Linked DNA regions of Homo sapiens: all the other regions are linked to region 3. The links are chromatin contacts, found by Hi-C or POLR2A ChIA-PET in ENCODE. All regions are on one chromosome and are shown on one strand. The core of a region is the stretch at or near the end of the contact, and the rest is flanking DNA. Distances in the headings are between cores, read along the strand shown. Region 1 holds the start of DMAC1 (distal membrane arm assembly component 1). Region 2 has its middle 23 kb from the start of LINC02851. Region 3 holds the start of RFX3 (regulatory factor X3). Region 4 holds the start of KDM4C (lysine demethylase 4C). Region 5 overlaps DOCK8 (dedicator of cytokinesis 8).

Evidence for each region. Hi-C counts contacts between places; a loop is a spot of excess contacts on that map. ChIA-PET counts read pairs that join two places held with the same protein, here RNA polymerase II (POLR2A). Pooled maps may share reads with other maps.
Region 1: a map of CD4-positive, alpha-beta memory T cell shows a loop between it and region 3 (21-fold over the local background). The contact joins the promoter of DMAC1 here to the promoter of RFX3 in region 3. A Hi-C loop is called at or near these places in 1 of 168 maps with a recorded cell type or tissue (CD4-positive, alpha-beta memory T cell), 1 of 37 single-sample maps with no recorded cell type and 8 of 50 pooled maps. POLR2A ChIA-PET finds 5 or more read pairs at or near these places in 1 of 52 experiments (CD8-positive, alpha-beta T cell).
Region 2: a loop to region 3 is called in a map of B cell, with 9 times the contacts of the local background. The contact joins the enhancer-like site here to the promoter of RFX3 in region 3. A Hi-C loop is called at or near these places in 1 of 168 maps with a recorded cell type or tissue (B cell), 4 of 37 single-sample maps with no recorded cell type and 21 of 50 pooled maps. POLR2A ChIA-PET finds 5 or more read pairs at or near these places in 1 of 52 experiments (CD4-positive, alpha-beta T cell).
Region 4: a map of CD4-positive, alpha-beta T cell shows a loop between it and region 3 (11-fold over the local background). The contact joins the promoter of KDM4C here to the promoter of RFX3 in region 3. A Hi-C loop is called at or near these places in 6 of 168 maps with a recorded cell type or tissue (CD4-positive, alpha-beta T cell, CD4-positive, alpha-beta memory T cell, CD8-positive, alpha-beta T cell and 3 more), 6 of 37 single-sample maps with no recorded cell type and 19 of 50 pooled maps. POLR2A ChIA-PET finds 5 or more read pairs at or near these places in 9 of 52 experiments (CD4-positive, alpha-beta T cell, CD4-positive, alpha-beta memory T cell, CD8-positive, alpha-beta T cell and 6 more).
Region 5: a map of CD4-positive, alpha-beta memory T cell shows a loop between it and region 3 (25-fold over the local background). The contact joins the enhancer-like site here to the promoter of RFX3 in region 3. A Hi-C loop is called at or near these places in 1 of 168 maps with a recorded cell type or tissue (CD4-positive, alpha-beta memory T cell), 1 of 37 single-sample maps with no recorded cell type and 10 of 50 pooled maps. POLR2A ChIA-PET finds 5 or more read pairs at or near these places in 1 of 52 experiments (activated CD4-positive, alpha-beta memory T cell).

Annotation. Positions count from the first base shown.
Region 1 is chr9:7,798,528-7,802,642 of GRCh38, reverse strand. DMAC1 (distal membrane arm assembly component 1) reads left to right here and starts at 2,865. Exons shown (of 2, transcript NM_033428.3): 1 at 2,865-3,182; 2 at 4,006-4,115. The coding sequence starts at 2,909. The coding sequence ends at 4,070. RefSeq lists an enhancer at 2,555-3,101.
Region 2 is chr9:6,679,466-6,683,542 of GRCh38, reverse strand. No RefSeq gene overlaps it. Among named protein-coding and RNA genes, the nearest start is that of LINC02851, 23 kb to the left of the region's middle. RefSeq lists enhancers at 1-76, 1,645-1,764, 1,835-2,124, 1,590-2,338, 2,245-2,624. Within about 2 kb of position 1,867, at least 41 of the 41 ENCODE cell types and tissues checked have a DNase peak (open chromatin) inside an H3K27ac peak, as active enhancers do; they include B cell and CD4-positive, alpha-beta T cell, where a contact is called at or near this core.
Region 3 is chr9:3,523,906-3,528,138 of GRCh38, reverse strand. RFX3 (regulatory factor X3) reads left to right here and starts at 2,138. Exons shown (of 17, transcript NM_001282116.2): 1 at 2,138-2,392. LOC124902110 (a long non-coding RNA gene) reads right to left here and starts at 1,654. Exons shown (of 8, transcript XR_007061398.1): 1 at 1,362-1,654. RefSeq lists enhancers at 1,194-1,493, 1,754-1,803, 2,381-2,997 and silencers at 1,984-2,173, 2,604-2,693.
Region 4 is chr9:6,756,350-6,760,203 of GRCh38, reverse strand. KDM4C (lysine demethylase 4C) reads right to left here and starts at 2,231. Exons shown (of 22, transcript NM_015061.6): 1 at 2,001-2,231. RefSeq lists enhancers at 918-1,137, 2,338-2,697, 3,429-3,854 and silencers at 1,798-1,967, 2,058-2,297.
Region 5 is chr9:276,393-280,762 of GRCh38, reverse strand. The region is part of intron 2 of DOCK8 (dedicator of cytokinesis 8); the gene reads right to left. Among named protein-coding and RNA genes, the nearest start is that of DOCK8-AS1, 63 kb to the right of the region's middle. Within about 2 kb of position 2,747, at least 6 of the 41 ENCODE cell types and tissues checked have a DNase peak (open chromatin) inside an H3K27ac peak, as active enhancers do.

The DNA.
Region 1 (4,115 bases), core at 1,616-4,115, 4.3 Mb before region 3:
TGGTAATTCTTGTAATATTTCAAACTTTTCCATTACTATTATATCTGTTATGGTGATCTGTGATCAGTGATATTTGATGTTACTATTGGAATAATTTTAGGGCAGAATGAACCACACCCATAGAAGATGGTGAACTTAATAAAAATGTGTGTTTTGACTGCTCCACCCACCAACCATTGCCCTCTCTACTTCTCCTCTGCATTTGCTGAGATGCAAAAATATTGAAATTAGGCCAACTAATAACATGACAATGGCCTCTAAGTGTTCAAGTGAAAGGAAGAGTCAAACTTCTCTCAACTTAAGTCAAAATGCAGAAATGATTATTACTAAGGAAGGCATGTCGAAAACTGGGATAGGCCGGAATGTAGGCCAAACAGCCAAGTTGTAAATACAAAGAAAAAGGAAGTTAAAAGTGCTACTCTAGTGAACACACCAATGATTAGAAAGTAAAACAGCCATATTGCTGATATGGAAAAAGTTTCAGTCATCCGGATAGAAGATCAAATCAGCCACAACATTCCCTTAAATCAAAGCCTAATCCAGAGCAAGACCTCAACTCTCCTTAATTCTACGAAGGCTGAGGGAGGTGAGAAAGCTGCAGAAGAAAAGTTGGAAGTTAGTAGACATTGGTTCATGTGGTTAAAAAAAAATAAGCTGTCTTCATAACATAAAAGTGCAAGGTGAAGCAGCAAGTGCTGATGTAAAAGCTGCAGCAAGTTATCAAAGAGATGTAGCTTAGATAATTGATAACAGATAATCAGTATAGATGAAGCAGCATTCTATTAATAAAAGATGCCATCTAAGACTTTCATAACTAGAGAGGACAAGTCAATGCTTGGTTTCACGCTTCAAATCTGACTTTCTTGTTAGAATCTAATATAGCTGATGACTTTAAATTGAAGCCAGTCCTCATTTACCTTTCTGGAAATCCTAGCATCCTTAAGAATTATGCTAAGGATACTCTGCCTGTGCTTTATAATTTGAACAACAAAGCCTGATGACAGCACATCTGTTTACAGCATGGTTTACTGAATATTTTAAGTTCATTGTTGAGACTTCTTGCTCAGAAAAAAGATTCCTTTCAAAATATTACTGCTCATTGACAATGTACCTAGTTACTCAAGAGCTTTAATGGAAATGTACAAAGAGATTAGCATTTTCATAACTGCTAACACAACATCCATTCTGCAGCCTATAGATAAAGAAGTAATTCTGACTTTCAAGTTTTATTATATAAGAGATACATTTTGTAAGGCTCTTGCAGCCTTACAATCAGAGATAATGATTTCTCTGATGAATCTGGTTAAAGTAAATTGAAAACCTTCTGGGAAAGATTCACCATTCTGATGCCATTAAGAATATCTGTGACTCATGGGAGGAGATCAAAATATCCCTAACTGGATATTGGAAGAAATTGATTCCAATCTTTATGAACAACTAAGAAGGGTTCAAGATTTCAGATGAGGGAAGTAACAGCAGATGTGGTGGAAATAGCAAGAGAACTAGAATTAGAAGTGGAGCCTGATGATGTGACTGAATTGCCACAATCTCATGATAAAACTTGAACAGATGAGGGGTTACTTCCTATGGATGAAGAAAGTGGTTTTTTGAGACGGAATCTACTCCTGGTGAAGATGCTATGAACATTGTCAAAATGTTGGATAAAGGGCTCCAATTTTGAAAGACGTTATATAGTGGTTATTAAAATGCTATAAAACGGCATTGCATGTTGCAAAAAAATCTTTCGTAAAAGGAAGAGTCAATTCTTGCAGAAAATTTCATTATTGTCTTATTTTAAGAAATTGGCACAGTTACCCCAACCTTCAGCAACCACTACCTTGATCAGTCAGCAGCCATCACCATCAAGGCCAGACCCTCCACCAGCAAAAAGATTAGAAGTGGCCAGGTGCGGTGGCTCATGCCTGTAATCCCAGCACTTTGAGAGGCCAAGGCAGGTGGATTACCTGAGGTCAGGAGTTTGAGAATAGCCTAGCCAACATGGTGAAACCCCGTCTCTACTAAAAATACAAAAAAATTAGCCAGGCGTGGTGGCAGGCATCTGTAATCCAAGCTACTCGAGAGGCTGAGGCAGGAGAATCACTTGAACCCGGGAGGCGGAAGTTGCAGTGAGCCGAGATTGTGCCATTGCACTGGGCAGTCTGGGCAACAAGAGCAAAACTCCACCTCAAAAAAAAAAAAAAAAAAAAGATTAGGATTTACTGAAGGCTAAGGTAATCGTTACCATTTTTTGGGCAAGATGTTTTTTAAATTAAGATATATATACTGTTTTTTAGACACAATGCTACTGCACATTTAATAGACTACAGTATAAACAACTTTTATATGCACGGAGAAACCAAAAAAAAATTGCATGGCTTGCTTTATCGAGATATTTGCTGTATTGTGTTGGTCTAGAACCAAACCTGCAATCGCTATGGTATGTCTGTATCTAGCACATGATTATGCACATATAAAACCCAACTCCTTGATTCACAGGCCTCTGGATAGGAGATATGACATGCCCAAGGTCTCGCAGTTCATGTGAGGCAGGAAACTTAAGAGAGCCAGACTTCTTTAAGGAGACTGAAAGGTGATTCATTTAGTGAGTAGCGATTACAGAATTTCTAAAACAGTGGGGGCGGGGGGGGCGGCGGGGAGGAGGGCTGGAATTGTCCTCCAGCGCATACAAGGTTGTTGCTGCCAGAGAAATCCAGCAGGAAAGAGCAGCATTCTTTCACCTTTTCCGCCTCTGAAGCGGAGGAGAACTTCATTTCCCAGCAGCCCTTAAGATTCCTCCGCGCACTGCGCTAGCGTCCCGGCATTCTGCTTTCCGGCGCTCTGCCTTCCGGTGCGTCGTTTACGCCAGTTTGAACCAAAGACGCCCAAGGTTGAGGCCGAGTTCCAGAGCATGGGGTCTCGGTTGTCCCAGCCTTTTGAGTCCTATATCACTGCGCCTCCCGGTACCGCCGCCGCGCCCGCCAAACCTGCGCCCCCAGCTACACCCGGAGCGCCGACCTCCCCAGCAGAACACCGCCTGTTGAAGACCTGCTGGAGCTGTCGCGTGCTTTCTGGGTTGGGGCTGATGGGGGCGGGCGGGTACGTGTACTGGGTGGCACGGAAGCCCATGAAGATGGGATACCCCCCGAGTCCATGGACCATTACGCAGATGGTCATCGGCCTCAGTGAGAATCAAGGCACAGCACTTGGGCGGGTTGGGTATCTGCGGGGTAGAGGAAGGAAACGGAGCAGCCACGTGGGCGGGGAGGCGGGGAGGCGGGGTGCTGCCGCTGGTCAGGTGGTGGGGGCACCTCAAACAAGGTGGGAGAGGAAGTTGTTGGAACGCCTTTCTTTTTTTTTTTTTAATTTTAAGTTAGTATTTCTTGAGAACCCTTATTAGACTCAGCCCTTTTAATTCTCAGAATAGCTGTTAGAAGTAGGTATGATTATAGTATTTACTGTGGAGCAAACCGAGGCAACGAGGAGTATTGTGTTCATGGTCAGGAAATGACAGTCACTTGATCCCAGGTATATCAGATCTCAAAGCCCATACTTTTTCTCCAGGTCCTGGAGAAAGCCTGAGCGAGGGCCCTTGACCTTAATTTAAGAAATTTGCCTTGAATCCCAGATCTTTAGACGTGGATTCTAAGCTCACCTACTTGGTACACCTGGGTAATGTGGCCCACAGCCCCGTTCTGTGATCGTCAAGATGTCATCCAATCAAACGTCATGATTTTTTTAGCTTTCAAACCGATTGTCAGTGAATAGAATTTTAGGTTTCTAACTGTCTTACCTTCTTGATCCTGTATAGGTAAATTCTCCTACAGGATATTCTTTTTTTTCCTGATTTTTTTTTCTTTTTCTGTGCTTCACTTGCCTTATAAGAAAGATACAATGGTAATATATCCTCCAGAAGTGTTGTGAGGGTTAAATAAGATGGCGTATATGTGAAACACTTGGTAAATTTAAATGCAGCATAAAGGTAAGGTATTGTTGTTTTTTTTCTAGGCATTGCCACCTGGGGTATCGTTGTCATGGCAGACCCCAAAGGGAAGGCCTACCGCGTTGTTTGAAAGTACCACCAGTGAATCTGTCTTCTGTCTCTGTCCCTTTCCCCG
Region 2 (4,077 bases), core at 618-3,117, 3.2 Mb before region 3:
TAGGCTTTATGGCCTGCTTCAGAGACGGGTGAGGGAGATGTGACAGTGGCCTTCCAGTATATGCTGTTTTCTCAACTTCCAAGGTGCTATGTTTGGGGGTTGGGTTTCCTATGCCATATCAGTGCTTACAGTATGACAAGCAGCATGATGAGTGCTTTACAAAGCCTGCACTACATGTCAGGTAGTTTTTACTCATTTGTAAAATGAGCAATCTTCATTTTAGAAAGACTGACCAAAGGCCCAGTCATACAGATAGACGGTAGAATCCGGAATTGAAACTAGCTTCCTAAGCTACAATGGAGTGAAGCAAAAAAAGGAACTAAAACTAGGTCTAGGCTGGTAGGCTGGGTGCAGTGGCTCACGCCTGTAATCCCAACAATTTGGGAGGCCGAGGCAGGTGGATCACGAGGTCAGGAGATCGAGACCATCCTGGCTAACACGGTGAAACCCCGTCTCTACTAAAAATACAAAAAATTAGCCGGGCTTGGTGGCGGGCGCCTGTAGTCCTAGCTACTTGGGAGGCTGAGGCAGGAGAATCACTTGAACCCGGGAGGCGGAGCTTGCAGTGAGCCGAGATCGCGCCACTGCACTCCAGCCTGGGCAACAGAGCGAGACTCCGTCTCAAAAAAAAAAAAAAAAAGATTTTGAAGCATATGTTTCAACAGAGCAGATGGAGAAAGTTACGTCAAACGTCTTGAGAGGAGGACATGGAATGCCAAACACAAGGATCTAAAAACGGTAGTGGTGCTTTAATCCCACTGCCTTGGGACAGTGACGGAAATCAGGGACAAGAAGAAATACATTTCTTGAATTGGGCAGCTGAAAACCTAAAAAAATCGCTATCAAGTCCATTTATTTGTGTGTGTACATTTATTTATTTGTATTATTATTATTATTTGAGATGGAGTTTCGCTCTTGTTGCCCAGGCTGGAGTGCAGTGGCTCATCTCGACTCACTGTAAGCTCCGTCTCCCGGGTTCAAGCGATTCTCCTGCCTCAGCCTCCTGAATAGCTGGGATTACAGGCACGCACCACCACGCCCAACTAATTTTGTATTTTTAGTAGAGATGGGGTTTCTCCATGTTGGTCAGGCTGGTCTCGAACTCCCAATCTCAGGCGATCCGCCCACCTTGGCCTCCGAAAGTGCTCGGTTTACAGGCATGAGCCACTGCGCCCTGCCTGCATTATTATTTTTTAATGAGACGGGGGTCTCACTATGTTGCCCAGGCTGGTCAGTAACTCCTGAGCTCAAGCAATCCTCCTGCCTCGGCCTCCCAAAGTGCCATTTATATTTTATATACTCTAAAGGACCATGGGGCAGATACAGCACAGGCGGAAAGTCAGCTTTGAGTTAAGCCTGTTGGAGATGTAACAATACCAGGCAGAAACCCAGAAAGATGGGGCGTAGGGCTGGGTGCAGTGGCTCCCGCCTGTAAGCCCAGCACTTTGGAAGGCCAAGGCAGGCGGATCACTTGAGACCAGGAGTTGAGACCAGCCTGGGCAACATGGCGAAACCCCGTCTCTACCAAAAATATAAAATTAGCAGGGCGCTCACCTGGAGTCCCAGCTACTCAGGAGGCTGAAGTGGGAGGATCGCTTGAGCCCGGGAGGCGGAGCTTACGGTGGGCCGAGATCGCGCCGCTGCACTCCAGCCTGGGTGATAGAATGAGCCCCTGTCTCAAAGAAAAAAAGAAGGAAAAAAAAAAAAAAGAAATGGAAGCAGTGTAGGACCGAAGACGTCTGGGACGGAAGCTCACCCCCAGGAAGGCCTAGGGAGAGAGGCACCGGCGACGTGTCTGCACCACGCGTCACCGGCACGCGCGGTCCACACTCCAGCGCCGGGTCTCGCGAGAGCCCCAAGCGCGGAACCGAATCTGCAGGCGCGCCACTCTTTGCCTGCGGCACCCTTCCTCCAGTTCTCAGGGTGATGGTCGCGATAGTTGCACCAGCACATGAGGGCGAAAACCTCTTGTGCTGCCTCCCCGTGACTGCCAGTTCCCGGACCACGTTCTCCCCAAGAGCCCAAGAAGGGCAGACAGCCAGGCGCGCTTGGCTGGTCTCGGGAGGAGGAAGTGGCGGAAGTGGGATTTGGGAAACAATCCTGGAGTCGGTGTGCTACGCATGCGCCGAGGGAAGCGGCCAGGCGGGTGGAGGCGGTGACCGCGCGGAGGCACCGGCGGCCCAGAGGCTTATAGTCTCGCGCGCACAGCAGCGCGCTACGCGGCCATCACAGCACAGCCGATCCAGAGTCCAGTCACGTGACCCGCTCGTGGCAGTCCGTGTGGGGCACTGTAGTAGCATTTAGTGAGTCAGGCGAACCTAGCGGGCTGCCGCCCCAGATCAGTTTCTCCGTCAGATTCCATTTCTCCAGCGGCACCTGAACCGGCGCGGTCCTCTGCGTCTTCTTGCTCCCTGGGGATGGGGCCCGGAGCCCCCTTCTTCATAGAAGGGAAAGAGATTTGAGCAGGTGGAAGGAACAGGTGCCCAGGACGCTGTCCCGACGCCCACACGATGCGCTGAGACCTGAGCTTACCCTCGCGTGTCCCATCGTGCGGTGGTTCTGTCGCGGCCCTATGGGGAGGGACTCTGTCAGACGGGGACGTCACGAGGCGGCCTTGCCGGGCAGGGTATTGGGGGTACCGGCTCCATAGTTTAACTCCGCCTAGTAGTGACCGCGTCTTTTTGCGGTTTTCCTCAGTCCTGTGGCCGGAGACCTCTGCAGTCTCCCTCCCGCAATGGAGACGTCCTAGGAGGTCTTCTGTTTCCATGTTTAGGGAAATGGGAAACCTACATAGTTTAGTAACAAATTGAAAGAGTAGTCCAAAGTCTTCCAACAAAGAAGACTGCAAGCCACCATGGCTTCCCTGGCAAATTGAACGATATATAAGAGGAAAACATAATTCCAGTCTTTAATAGTTCCAGAATAAAAGGGGGAAGGAAGATGAAAGCGGGTAACACTTTTAAACTTTTTAATGGCCTAGCATAACCCTGATAGGAAAACCTGACGAGAACAGCGAATGGAAGGAAAAGTGTATGCAAGTTTTGCTCATGAGTCTAGACGGGAAACTCTGTAAGCAAAATATTAGCAAAATCTAGTATTATGTGAAAGGAATAATACCATAGCCAAGTTATGTGGTTTTTTGTTTTGTTCTGTTTTGTGGGGGTTTTTTTTTGAGACGTTTTGTTCTTTTTTTTTTTTTTTTTTGAAACCTCCACCTCCTGGATTCAAGTGATTCTCCTGCCTCAGCCTCCCGAGTAGCTGGGATTACAGGCGTGCGTCACCACGCCCGGCTAATTTTTTTTGTATTTTTAGTAGAGACGGTGGGGGGGTTTCACCGTATTGGCCAGGCTGGTCTGAAACTCCTGACCTCAAGTGATCCACCCGCCTGCCAAAGTGGTGGGATTACAGGCGTGAGCCACCTCGTCCAGCCAAATTAGGTTGTTTTAACATGAGAAGACAAATTACTGTAATTGAAGATACTAACTAATTAATGGAGAAAATATCATCTTAATAAATGTAGAATAATTTATTAAATTTAACACTTATTCATGATAAACACTCATGGAAAACCAGGAATAGAAGAGAAATTAATCTTATAGAGGGTATCTGCAAAACACCATACACCAAACATCCTACTTAATGGTAAAGCGTTGAAAGCGTTTAAGAACTTGGGGCCTTTAACTCTACAGAGTTTCCCAGAGTTGTGACTTTGATGATTCCATATACATAGACCATTTCAACATGTTTCTCTGTCCTATTTCCTGCTAATTGGTATGTTGGATTATTTTATTCCTTGGAACATAGTAATCATAATTATTTTGTAATCTGTATTATGATAATTCCAGTGTCTGAATTTTTTTCAAGGTTTTTTTTTTTTTTTTTTTTTTTGAGACAGAATCTCACTCTGTCACCCAGGCTAGAGTGCAGTGGTTTGATCTCAGCTCACTGCAACCTCCCTCTCCAAGGTTCAAGCGATTTTCGTGCCTCAGCCTCCTGAGTAACTGGGACTATAGGTGTGTGCCACCATTCCTGGCTAATTTTTTGTTGTTGTTGTTGAGACGGAGTTTTGCTCTGTTG
Region 3 (4,233 bases), core at 889-3,388:
GATTAAGAGCAATAAATTAAAAGGGCGGTAAGGATAATAGAACTATGTTCACTGACAAAAATAAAAAGCAACAGCTGACAATGAAAGACGGGACAGGCAAACTATAACAGACAATGGAATTTAAAAAAACAAAGCTATTCAGAGAGCCATGTAGTGTGAACATACAGCCCTACACACCATTATAGGAATGAGGACTTTATCAGTAAATATAATAAAGAGAATATTCATAACGACTACCAGTTTTCATAAAGCTGGAACGTATACCTCATTTCCCATCTGTATGTCAAATGGGACCCACACTGGTCACCACACAATCATTTGTCTGACTAGAAGCCCTTACTACCACAGTGGGTCAGGAAACCTTTTAGCTTTAGCACTAGGCTCACCACTGTTCACTACTGCAACACATTATTATTGTAAGAACATCTCTAACTCATGAGATTATCAAAGGCAACAATATTACTTTTAAAAACGTACCCAAAGTAGCTGGTTCCTAAAACAAGGTAACCTTGTATTCTATGGCACGCAGCCATAAACTAAAACCACCGACTTTTAGGACTCTCGGCCTGTTTTTCCTCAAATGCGAATATTACCTAACACTGGTGTTGTTGGGATTACATGAGATAATGTATGTAAAACACTTAGCACCAGTTCTGGGACACAGAATGAGCTCAGTATTATTTTAGCGCTGGTGAACGCATGCCGGCCCAAATCCCTTACTTGCAGGTGCAAAAATTAAGCCTCAAGAGGAGAACTGACTTCCTAAGGCTCTACTTCTACTATGTCATTGTCCTGGTTAAGCAGCTTAGCGGCAAATGTTGGGAGATTTTGGGTATTGGCAGGGCCTGGGGGCATGTGCCTGCTGGACTCGAGTCTGCAGAGAATTGGAGGAGTCTGTTTGAACCATGAGGCATTACAGGCTGTGCCTTATCAACGGGTGTTTGAGATGGCAGGTTGTGTTAACAACATTCAACACAGACGGAAGCCATTCGTCTATCTCAATACAGCCACAAACAGCAAGACCCTCAGCTACAGTAGGCTGAGTAACGGGGGATGAGAGCACGGCAGGTAACAGGATCCGGGCTTGAGCTCAACTCCCAGTTCGGTCTTTAAAGAGGGGTGAGCACTTAAGGGCTGAAACTAACAGAACTAGAAACTAACAGGATGGTATCGCAGGCAGGTGTAAGCTACCCCGCCCCTCTACGCCTTCCGTCGAGGGGAACCGCCAAATGCGCTTTCTCAGCCTCCGGGCAGGGCAATTTCTTGCTCTCTACAGGCACTTACTCCCATCCCTTGTAGATAGGGAGTGATGACCTCGCTTTTTCGTTATGGAGTGAGGGCCGGACACGCTTGGACCTCACCTCTCCGCGCCACGCTGCGGCGGCACCGCGGGAGGCCGACTCGCGCCCACGCACACCCCACGCTCGCCTTCTCTAAGATGGCGGCAGAGGCAGCTCGCTCACGCCCCGCCGCCCGCGCTCCTCCACAAGTCGTGCCCTCAGGAGGCGGGAGCGGGTGAGAGCGCGGAAAGCAGGAGGGCGAGAGTGACGCGGACCCTCCAGTCTAGCGCAGGCCGCGGAGCCCTGAAGCGTCCAGGAAAAGGAAAAGCCAGGAGGCTGACGCTACCAGGAACACCGCCGGCGCCTCAGAAACTAAAAAGCGGCGGCACATCCGGGCCCCTCTGCCCGCCCCGCCCCGGAAGTAACGTATCGGGCAGGGCGGGGGCCGCTCTTCAAAGTGGATTCTTCCCTCGCCATAGCTCGTTTCTTCACAAAGTGCCTGGAATCACCCTCGCCACCCCCTCCCCCGGGTTAGCCGTTACTCTCTCGTGGCTCCGGGACGTCTCTGTACAAAGCTGGCTGCTGGGACAGGCAGCCCTCGTTTCACAGATAGTACCCCTCGCACCACGACTCCTGGGCCTCGCCAGCGCGTGTAGTAACGTCCCTCCGAGAGGACTCTTGGTGACCTCAGCCCCAGCCAAGCATAGGCGCACCTCTTCGGAGTCCTGCGGTGGAATCCCGGCCTCGTGCCCCGTCACCCCGCCGCCCCGCCACCCCACCCGGGTTTGGGGGCCGTCAGTCACAGCGCTGCGCCCTCCCCTTCCGGCGGCTTGGCCGGGCCCGCCTCCTCCCCTCTTCCCTCCCCCACCCCTCCCCGTGCGAGTGTCTCCCTCTCCCTCTCGCTCTCTCTCTCTCTCCCTCTCTCTCTCTCTTTTGTGAGTTATAGCAACCGTTGCCTTGTGAATCAAGCGCCATAGTCACCGTAGTCCTGGCGACTGTTACCCATCAACAACAACTACTCCTCTCCTCCTCCTCCTCCTCTTCCTCCTCCTCCTCCCCACCACCACCATCTCCATCACCCACCAACAACACCACAATAATCCACAGCCAAGGTGAATATTCTTCGGTCTCTACATGTGTGTGGGAGCGTGTGGCTGCGTGTGAACGCGTGTGTCCGTGCGTGTGTGTGTTCGTGTGTGCGAGCCGAGTGTGGCTGTGCTGGGGTCTCACTCCTGACACGGGGGCTGCCGCTGCGGCGCCGCCGCCGAGGGGCTCTGTTCCCCGGGCTTGTTTACAATGGACCCTGCGCGCCGCGGCTGGGTCGGGGGTGTGGGCGCCGCGCCGCCCGCCGGCCCCGGCCCTGCGCCGGCCGCACTTCAGGGATGGAGCGGGAGCTTGGGGGGCTGCGAGCCGAGCGGGAGAGGGAGCCACAGTTTTCCGATGCGGATGCTGGATCTTTCCCTTAGGTCTGGTCTGAGGAGGAGGGTCAGGTGAAGAGATAAGAATTTGTTCTTTCTTTAATTTTCTTCTTTTCCAACGCTGCTGTTTCCTGCTTCTTTCAAAGCCGAAATAGACAACAGTGTGCAAGGGGGGGACCCAAGAGGTGGTGTTTTGTTGTTGTTGTTGTTCACTTGTGGGGCCTTGTTATGGGTTTTGTTATTTTTAATCCTCATACGTTGGTGAACTTTTCCCACCGCCCATTCCCTTCATTTTTGCCCCTCTTTGCCTGGTGCTGAATGGGCTGCTCTTCTTTCACCATCATCAGCTTCATGGTTTTCTTTTTTCTTTTTAAAACTGTATTTTCTTTGTGCGGCAAACAGTCTTAACATCCATTCAGCACTCTTCCCTCCCCCTCTTTCTCCCCCCCCCCACACACCCCTTGCACACATATTGAAACCTGGGGCCTGTTCGTTGGGCCCTCTTTGCTGTACTGGGAAAGATGTTTTTCTTTTTTAAAGTCTGTCTCCTCTCTCTTCTTTGGTGTGTGTGTGTGTGTGTGTGTGTGTGTGTGTGTGTGTGTGTGTGTGTGTGCTTGTGATTTAAACCGGATGCAGGGCATCTGTGATACTTGGGTTAGTAGTTATTGACAGTGCTTTATCCTTCATGTGGAGGTGGGAGGGGGAGTAGTGAGGTTCCGTTTCACTTTGATGATCCTCCTTCCCCGCAGTAGAGTGTTAACAATTTTCATTGTGATTATGAGACTTTGTGATGAACAGGGAAGGGACACAAGGAAGCTTTGTGAGAACTCAGTTCACAGTGTTATTTGTGACAGTTATGGTACTTTAAGAGTTTTTTTTTTTTTAATCTCCTCATTTTCCTTTGAGAGTTGAAATTCAAGTCAAGTTCATAAAGAATGTATGAAGGTTCTCAACTTGAAACGTGTGTATATTTCACTTTCTTTCTGGTTAAGATCTAGGCATGTGTGTACTTAACATATTCTTTTTATTTACTTTTTGATTTTCTTTGGACAGTGACTTGAACCTGCTCAGGAGAGAGAACTTTTTCCTTTTTAAGTATTTCTTTTAAAAATTATTTTTCTCTGTAGATTTGAATACTTATTAGTCCTTATATAGTAGGTTCTTGGTTAACGTTAACCCAGTTTTACAGATCCCCTAAATTTGTTCATTTTTTTCAGCTTAACTTTTAGTTAATAGATTTATCAGTAGAGTTTTGATAATGAATGTGTGCTAAAACAAATATAATGTACTATTGTAGTTGCACATATTGAAGTTTTAAATTTACAGTTTTAAAATGCTTATTCAAATAGTCTTCTTTCTAACAGCAAACATATATTGATTTAACTGACACAGCAGCTTGTGAATAATGTGACAGTACTAATTATTCTTGAGATTGTCAACGAGCAGGGTGGGTAATTATAATGCTATTAAGGCTAATATTTTGTAAAATAAGAGTTGGGATTTTAAAAAAACTTTTTCAATTCATTTCCTTGTGA
Region 4 (3,854 bases), core at 982-3,481, 3.2 Mb before region 3:
GTATTATTCCATGTATATAAAATGTCCAGAATAGCCAAATCTATTGAGACAGACAGCAGATTAGTGGTTGCCTAGGGACAGAAGGGGATAGAATTGGAGGGAACTAGGCAATGACAGCTAATAGGAACAGAGCTTCTTTTGGGGATTAAAAAAATTCAAAAATTCATTGTGGTGATGGTTGCACAAGACTATTCATTTACTAAAAGCTTTTATTTATTTATTTATTTATTTATTTATTTATATTTTTACTTTTTTTTTTTTTTGAGATGGAGTCTCAGTCTGTCACCCACGCTGGAGTGCAGTGGTGCCATCTCGGCTCACGGCAACCTCCACTTCCAGGATTCAAGTGATTCTCTTGCCTCAGCTGGGATTACAGGCGCCTGCCACCATGCCTGGCTAATTTTTGAATTTTTGGTACAGACGAGGTTTCGCCATTTTGGCCAGGCTGGTCTTGAACTCCTGACCTCAGGTGATACACCCGCCTCGGCCTCCCAAAGTGTTGGGATTACAGGCAGGAGCCACGGCGCCGGGTCTGATTTTCAACTTTAGAAAAGCAACTGACTAAAGTCTGTTAATAAAAAGAAATAAGTCTTCGGTTTAAATTGTACTGTATTACCAAGTTTGCGGGATACTGTAAAGCTTATGTGAAAACTTTTCATAACACTGAAATTGGGAGAAAAAGCACCTAAAAAACCCGAACAACCGTGTAATCCGTTCCAAAACAAACTATGGGCGGGTTGCGCGGAGGCCAGCAAGGTAAGAAAGCAAGCGATAATCGCAAAGCAGAGCCGACTGCTTCCTAATAAAAAATGGACCTTTAAAAATTAAAACCACTAGTTTTCAACCACAACACTTCGAAATGAGAATATTAGTCACCGTTGCCATAGAAACAGTAAAGCCAAGCTGCCCGGAATTTAGACATTTTTTTAAATACCGCAAACTGAAATGGGTGAAAATAGGGCAGAGTTTAGTGTGAACCTAAGTGGCCGGAACCTACTAGTAACTTTCACCAGGATAAAAGTGACTCTGCTTTTCTAACCTACATTTCCGAACAGTGCTTTATAAATCACCTCTCGGGGTTAGTTTATCAAGCGCAAAAAAAAGTTTACCTTGTCTCTTCCGGAAGAAGGAACCTGACAAAACCCCTCCCGGTAGTATTGCCCACAATCAGAGCCAGCCAGCGCAGGCTTGCACCGCGCAGCAAAGGGGGAGCCCAGCATCAAGTCCACGCGGAAAGCATCTGAATCCCGGCTGCTGGCTTTACTGGCGGAGCACAGAGGAAAACCCCAAGCTCCTGCCTACAGCCCCGGCCTGTCTGGCTCCCTCCTCCACGTCCCCACTCCACGCCACGTTCTGTGCCTGGCAGTCCACGCGCCCTAATCCAACTCGCATTTATTTAAGCACCCGCCGTCTACACCGCATCATGGTTCCTCCAGGCACTGCAGGAAGAAATGGCCCCATGCCGGGGGAAAGAAACACCAAAAGGACAGCCGCGAGGGCTGAAGACGACCCCGAATGACGGGATGACTGCCTGCAACGGGTGGTCAGGAGAGGAGCTCCCACCCTCACCCCGCGGGTCGTGACACTCCCAGGGAAGGGAGGGCCCCGAGGGGTGCACCAGGCCCGGCCTTCCTGGAGTCCGCCACAGCCGACTGGCGGCGTTAAGAGGTCCGCATCCCAGGACCGCCCGAGCGCTCCTCTGCCCCAAGGAGGCGACCCCGACTCCGGATCCCGGGAAAACGGCGAGCGCGGGTACCGAACCTCGGTAAGGGCCGGAGCGGGCTGTCACCGGCCCCCGCATCCCTCCCCTGCGGCCGCGGCCGGCCGCTCCCTCCCCAGCTTGACAGTCGCTGCAGTCACGGACGGAGCGTCTCTGCCCCAGCGTCGCCGCTCGCCCGGACGCCCGCACCCCCGTGCCCCACGCGGAGGGGGGCAGTGCCGGGAAGACCTCTCCGGACCCTCCCCCCGCCCTGGCCCCCAGACTCCGGAAAAGCGGTTACCTGGCGCGCGGGTTGGGGCGAGAGCACGACTCGGTGGAGGAGGAAGAGAAGACAGTGGCCTCCGGCCCAGGGAGATTTGGGAAATTTGGGAGACTTGTTCCGCACTAGGTGACAGCTGTTCGCTGCGCACGCGCACAGGACCCCGGCCGCCCGATCACTGCGCCGCGCCTCACCCTCCCGTCGAGGGGGTGGGTGGGAGGCAGCGGCGAAGGCGCGCGCACCGCCGGCTCTCCCTGCGCGAGGGCGCGCGCGCCGTCACGTGACCGCTGGGGCCCGCACTTGGTGAGTCACGTGGGCTTACAAACAGCTTAAAGGTGCCCGGCACGCTCTTGCTTTGGGCTCAACTTCCGCGCTGTGGTTAACTTAGGCTTGCTGGCGCGCATCTTCTTGTCCTTTGGACACAGGCATATCCCATTCTTTCCGGAGGGGAAAGATACTCGCGTAGAAGGAGAAAACAGGTGCACAGAACCTTGCCCGGAAGCGCTGGCTGGGGTCCCGCAGGGCTGGACCTGATGTAGTCCACGCGCCACACGTCCTCCTGGGCGCCGACGCGCACCTATGGCGGCCTCCGACGCGCGGACGTCAGCGTGGCGTTACCGGGGTGGAGCCTCGGAATGTACTGGAGAGCCTGGCGAGAAAGTCGGGGCTCGCAGCTCTCCGGCGATGACAGCGCTGTGTTCCCGTTCTCCCTTCACCCGGTGGCCGGGACCACTGAGCCTCCTTCCCACAATGGGAGATCCCGAATAGGCGAAGAGTATCTTCGTGTCCCAACCCTTTAACAACTACCGCGCAGGAGCGTGTCAGCCTCTGGAAGCAAAACTGTCCGGTGTTGAGTCACCTACACCCAGCACGTCCCGCCCCGACCCGCCCAAGTGTGCTCTTAAGATAGGGAGGCACAAAGGTGACCCCAATAGGAATCCTGGGCTGGCGGTCCCTCAGAAACTAGAGTTGATAACAGTTTGGCCAGAACTGAAGTGACTAGAAATGCAGGTGCCTCCAGCGTCTGAGACTAGATAAGTTAACTTCCTACAACTTGTTGCTTTTCCTCTGTAACTCCGCCTTCCGAGGTGTCAGAAGGAACCAACCAGACCTTAAGCCCCTGTACTGCCAAAGACAGATGGTTGAGCATCAGATGTTTTGCAAAGCTGAATGATTTTTTTTTTAAACTTCCTACAGAGCTCCCAGCTGGGTCCCTTGTGGCGTTTTCTCTAACGTCTTAGCTAAGAAAGATTGGGCATATCTTCACACCAGTGAGCAAAGTTGGGCTAATATGCTGAATTTTCTGTTACATTATACTGATAACAGAATTTTAAAAATATATCGACACCGCTTACCACGCGCTTGAACTCGTTTCTCACTGGGGTGAACATTGTGAGGACAGATGGAATGTGATTAATTGAGCTAAGGCTAACGGGATTATTGGGTCACCATATTTCTTTAGTTGTTAAAAACAAAGTTCCGCTACACACACAGACACACTCTTTTTTGAGACGGAGTCTTGCTGTGTCGCCCAGTTTGGAGTGCAATGGCGCTATCTCGGCTTACTGCAACCTCCGCCTCACGGGTTCGAGAGATTCTCCTGCCTCAGCCTCCCGAGTAGCTGGGATTACAGTCGCCCGCCACCACGCCCAGCTAATTTTTGTATTTTCAGTAGAGACAGGGTTTCGCCATGTTGGCCAGGCTGGTCACAAACTCCTGACCTCAGGTGATCCGCCCGCCTCGGCCTCCCAAAGTGCTGGGATTACAGGCGTGAGCCACTTCACCCGGCCACACACAATTCTGAACTTGGCTAACGTATACTCAACTGGGAATTTTCCAAATGTGTGCATGTAACGTCAGGATCCCAACCATCCT
Region 5 (4,370 bases), core at 1,498-3,997, 3.2 Mb after region 3:
TTTTGTAGCATACACACACATTTTTTCAGTTACATCATCAGTCATTTAGGTGCTTCTGTGAAGGGACTATTGCCAATGTAATTAAAGTCCCTAAACAGGTGACTTTAAGTTAATCAAAGGAGAGATTCCCCTGGGTGGGCCTGACTTAGCCAGTGGGAAGCCTTTTCTAAGAAGGTAGAGGCTCTCTGGCAGTTCAGACTCCAGGCTTCAGCTTGTGCCCAAGGGAGCTCAGTCTGTTGGGAATATTTCCTTCCTGACTATCTGCCCTGCGGACTTTTAAGCTCGCTTAGCCACACACCAGCAGTAGGCAAGCCAATACCTTCACACACATCCATATGGATTTCCTACAGCTTCTGTTTCTCTGAGTGAACCTGACTGATACGCCTCCTTTCATTCATTCAACAAACACTACACTGGGGTCCTACAGACACTAGGCTAAAGAAACCGTCACTTCCCTCAAGCAATTTTCAATACTTCTCTAGTGAAGGCTTATGCAGTCTTTCTTTTTAGTTGTTTTTTTCAGACTTCTGGTCAGTAGACTAGAAACACACAAAAAATAATTAGAAATATCACCAAAGCTTAAATTATCCACAACCAAATATTCATTTTTAAAATTAAGCAAGTTTGAGATTTCCCTTGCCCCTAACACATGTCAAAGGCTATTTCTCCTGACAAAGGGTAAGATTCAATTTGTTCTCAAATTGAAAATTCCTACAACCCCAGAACCATATCTGTTGAAAATTAATCTACATAGCTCCTAACACAGTGTAGTATACAGATAGCTGACTCAAACCACAAATCTAAACAATATTTCACAAATAGGATAGTGAAAACAGAGAGGTTAAATGACTTGCCCCAAGTCACATGTGCAGTCACACAGGACCTGGCTGCCTCGTTACAGCACTGGGGAGGCTTCACGCCACTCCTGGTGGGGACGGGGAAGAGGCATGATGTCTCCAGCTGGCGCACCTGTATCCTCATGCATGTTTCTTTACCTTTTGGAGAGTGGTCCTCACATTTACTTGGCTGTTCACAACAGACAAGCCTTGTCAAAGTCACCTAAGACTTCATGATGCCAAATTCAATGGTTTTTGCTCAGTCCTGGTTTATTGGACACAGTTGTTCACTCTCTCCCTCTTGACATACTTTCTTCCCATGGAAGGCAACCAATTGTCTCAGGGTGTCCCAGTCTCTTAAAGTCTCATGTACTGAGAAAATCCTCAGTACCAGGCAAATTGTGACAGTTCGTTCCTCTATTTTACAGATACCACTTTTACTAGGTTTTCCTCCTGCTATGCAGTGCCCTGGAGTTCAATTCTAAATCTCTTCTCAATCTGCATTCAATCTCAAATGAACTCATTCACTCCCATGGCTTTAAATATACATTTTTAAAATTACAAGTTTATATCTGCAGCCTCAACTTCTGCCATAAATTCCAGGTTGACTTTTCCAATTACACCTCAACATCACTACTTGATAATTTAACAGACCTCTCAAACACAATGAGTTCAAAACTAACTCAACTTTCCTGGCAATCTGCTCTTCCCATACCTTCCATACCTCCACACTTCTGCAAGTGGCAATTCCAGTCCACCAATTGCCCAGGTGGAAAACATTAAAGTCAATCTTGCTTCTTCTCTTTCTCCTACACTCTACATATCACCCATCAGAAAATCCTATCCACTTTCTTCTGAAATATATCCAGAATACTTCTCACTTTCTCTTCTGCCACCACCCTCGTCCAAAGCACCGGTATTGCTTTCCTGAGTTACCGTGACATCTTCCTAACTGCCCTCCCTCGTCCAGTCTATTTTCCACACTGCAGCCAGAGTGATCCTCATAAAAAGTCAAATGGTTCCACGCCCAACCTCAATGCTCACAGCAGCTTCCTGTCTTAGAGTAGGAGCCAATGTTCTACAGTCTCTGAGGCCTGTGACCCAGCCCTGCTTTCTCTATGACTGCATTTCCTACTGCCCACTCTGTTCAGGCCTCATTCTGCTTCCTTGCTGCTTCTGGAGCACGTCACTTATTGAAGTTTTGGGGACTTTGCACGTACTGTTCCTTCTGACTGGAATATTTTTCCTTCAGATGTCCGTCAAGTTCATTCAGAATTCTGCCCAAGTGTCTCCTTTCTAGATAGAGGCCTTCACGGATGATCCAATCTAAAAGCATCTCTTCTGGGTCACGATTTCATTCTTCAAAGCCCTCAATACTCCCTGACACAATCGACATTTTCTATTTGTCTGCGTCTGTCCCTCATTCTGAAAGGCAAACTCTATGAGGATAGGCCCTCTATTGTATTCACTGTTGTATCTTCAATCTCACTGCTGTGCCAGCAGTTCCTGACATAGAGACCCAATACATATTTCTAAAACGAATGAGTAAGCTCTCTACTATCTTTAAACGAAGCTGAAGGCAGTAAAGTTCTTCTAGCTTCTGTGATATCGAAGTTCTGTACTTTATGGACTAAACACTCTCCTGCTTCCAACAACAACAATCTAGCACTGATGCCACTAAGAGGGAGATGCTGACATGCCACCATGGGCATCACTCTAGTTTCACCAAGGCTGAGTTGATTCCTCTGCTGAACAATGACAATAAAGAAACGTCTGCTCTGTGTGCAGAATGCCTGCCACTCTTTCCTTTTATCTTCCATTGTGAATTTGCAAGAAAATTATCTTGAGATCTTCATTTTCCGTCATGTCCCTTCCAGTGCAATCAGTGAAACCTAAGAATAGCCCAACCCCTTGAAAGATGAAGTGCAAAAGAACAACAGAATCAGAAGAATAAAAGAGGACCATATTTATCAGGCAATTAACCATTTAAGTCATCATGAGCTGTAAAATAAAAAAGGCTGCTTTATTGCACAGAAGCCTATACACATAACAAAAATAAATGCCTTCTAAGCTATGAGACTTTTTTTTTAAATAAATGTTACATATACAAACATGCCATGTAACCATGGTGTTTGGTACATATCCAGGATGTGGCTTTTTACATCCTTTTCTTCAGTCAGAGCCGTTATGGTCCAGCTAATTCATTCCATTTCACTTCAAAATTGTTCTATTCTCACTTTTAAAAATAGGATTTTTCCCTCCATAAAATATGTAGCTTAAGGTTATTAACCACCTACACAGTCTCAAATCCTCCTTACTTCCTTAGGGCATAGATCCTAACTCTTTCTTCTCTTGTCCTCTCGCCTCCCCTCCCCTCCTTTCCTCTGAGACAGGGTCTCCTAACTCTTCTCTTGTATGTTACTCTTCTTTTGTATGTCTTCTCTTCTCTTCTCTTCTCTTCTCTTCTCTCTTTCTCTTCTCCTCTCTTCTCTTTTCTTTTCTGAGACAGGGTCTCACTCTGTTGCCCAGGCTAGAGTACTGTGGCTCAATCATGGCTCACTGCAGCCTCCAACTCCTGAGTTCAAGTGATCCTTCTGCCTCAGCCTCGCAAGTAGCTGGGACTAAAGGCATGTGCCACCATGCCTGGCTAATTTTTCTTTTTAACTTTGTTGTAGAGATGAGTTCTCACTATGTTGCCTAGGCTGGCCTCGAACTCTTGGCTTCAAGCTATCCTCCTGCCTCTGCCTCCCAAATTGTTGGGATTACATACAGCCATGAGCCATTGTGCCTGGCTTCTACTTTGAACAATCAGAAAATAGGCCGGGTGTAATGACTCATACCTGTAATCCCAGCACTTTGGGAGGCCAAGGCAGGCAGATCACTGAAGCTCAGGAGTTCAAGACCAGCCTGGACAACATGGAGAAACTCCGTCTCTACAAAAAAAATACAAAAATTAGCCAGGCGCAATGGTGCGCCTGTGGTCCCAGTTACTTGGGAGGCTGAGGCAGGAGAATCGCTTGAGCCTGGGAGGCGGAGGTTGTAGTGAGCCAAGATTGTACCACTGCACTCCAGCCTGGGCGACAGAGCAAGGCCCTGTCTCTAAATAAATAAATAAATAAATGAAAAGACAATAGTATATTACAGTTTCATTTTAACAGAGGTACTGATTATAGACTTGTTTGCCTGAATAGGTGGCTGGCACCAGAGGGTCTCTGGTTAATCTATTCACACAGCTGTGGCAATAGAGAATGCCAAAGCCAATAAGTGAGTCTACACACAGGGTTATTTACTAGCCACAGCTGCCTTCTAGCCCTGGTCACAAAGGATTTTGGTAGGAGTGTCAAATAGACCTGGGACAAGTTTATCATCACATCTAGAAAACCAACTTCAAATGATGGATCCCCTTCATACTAAAAAATGCAAAATTTGAAAATATTTTATCTACTTAGAAAATGTTTATACACATAGTCATCAGACCTGATATTTATAGTTTTTAAAAACCCCAATAAAACAAAAAGAAAAATCAACATCAAA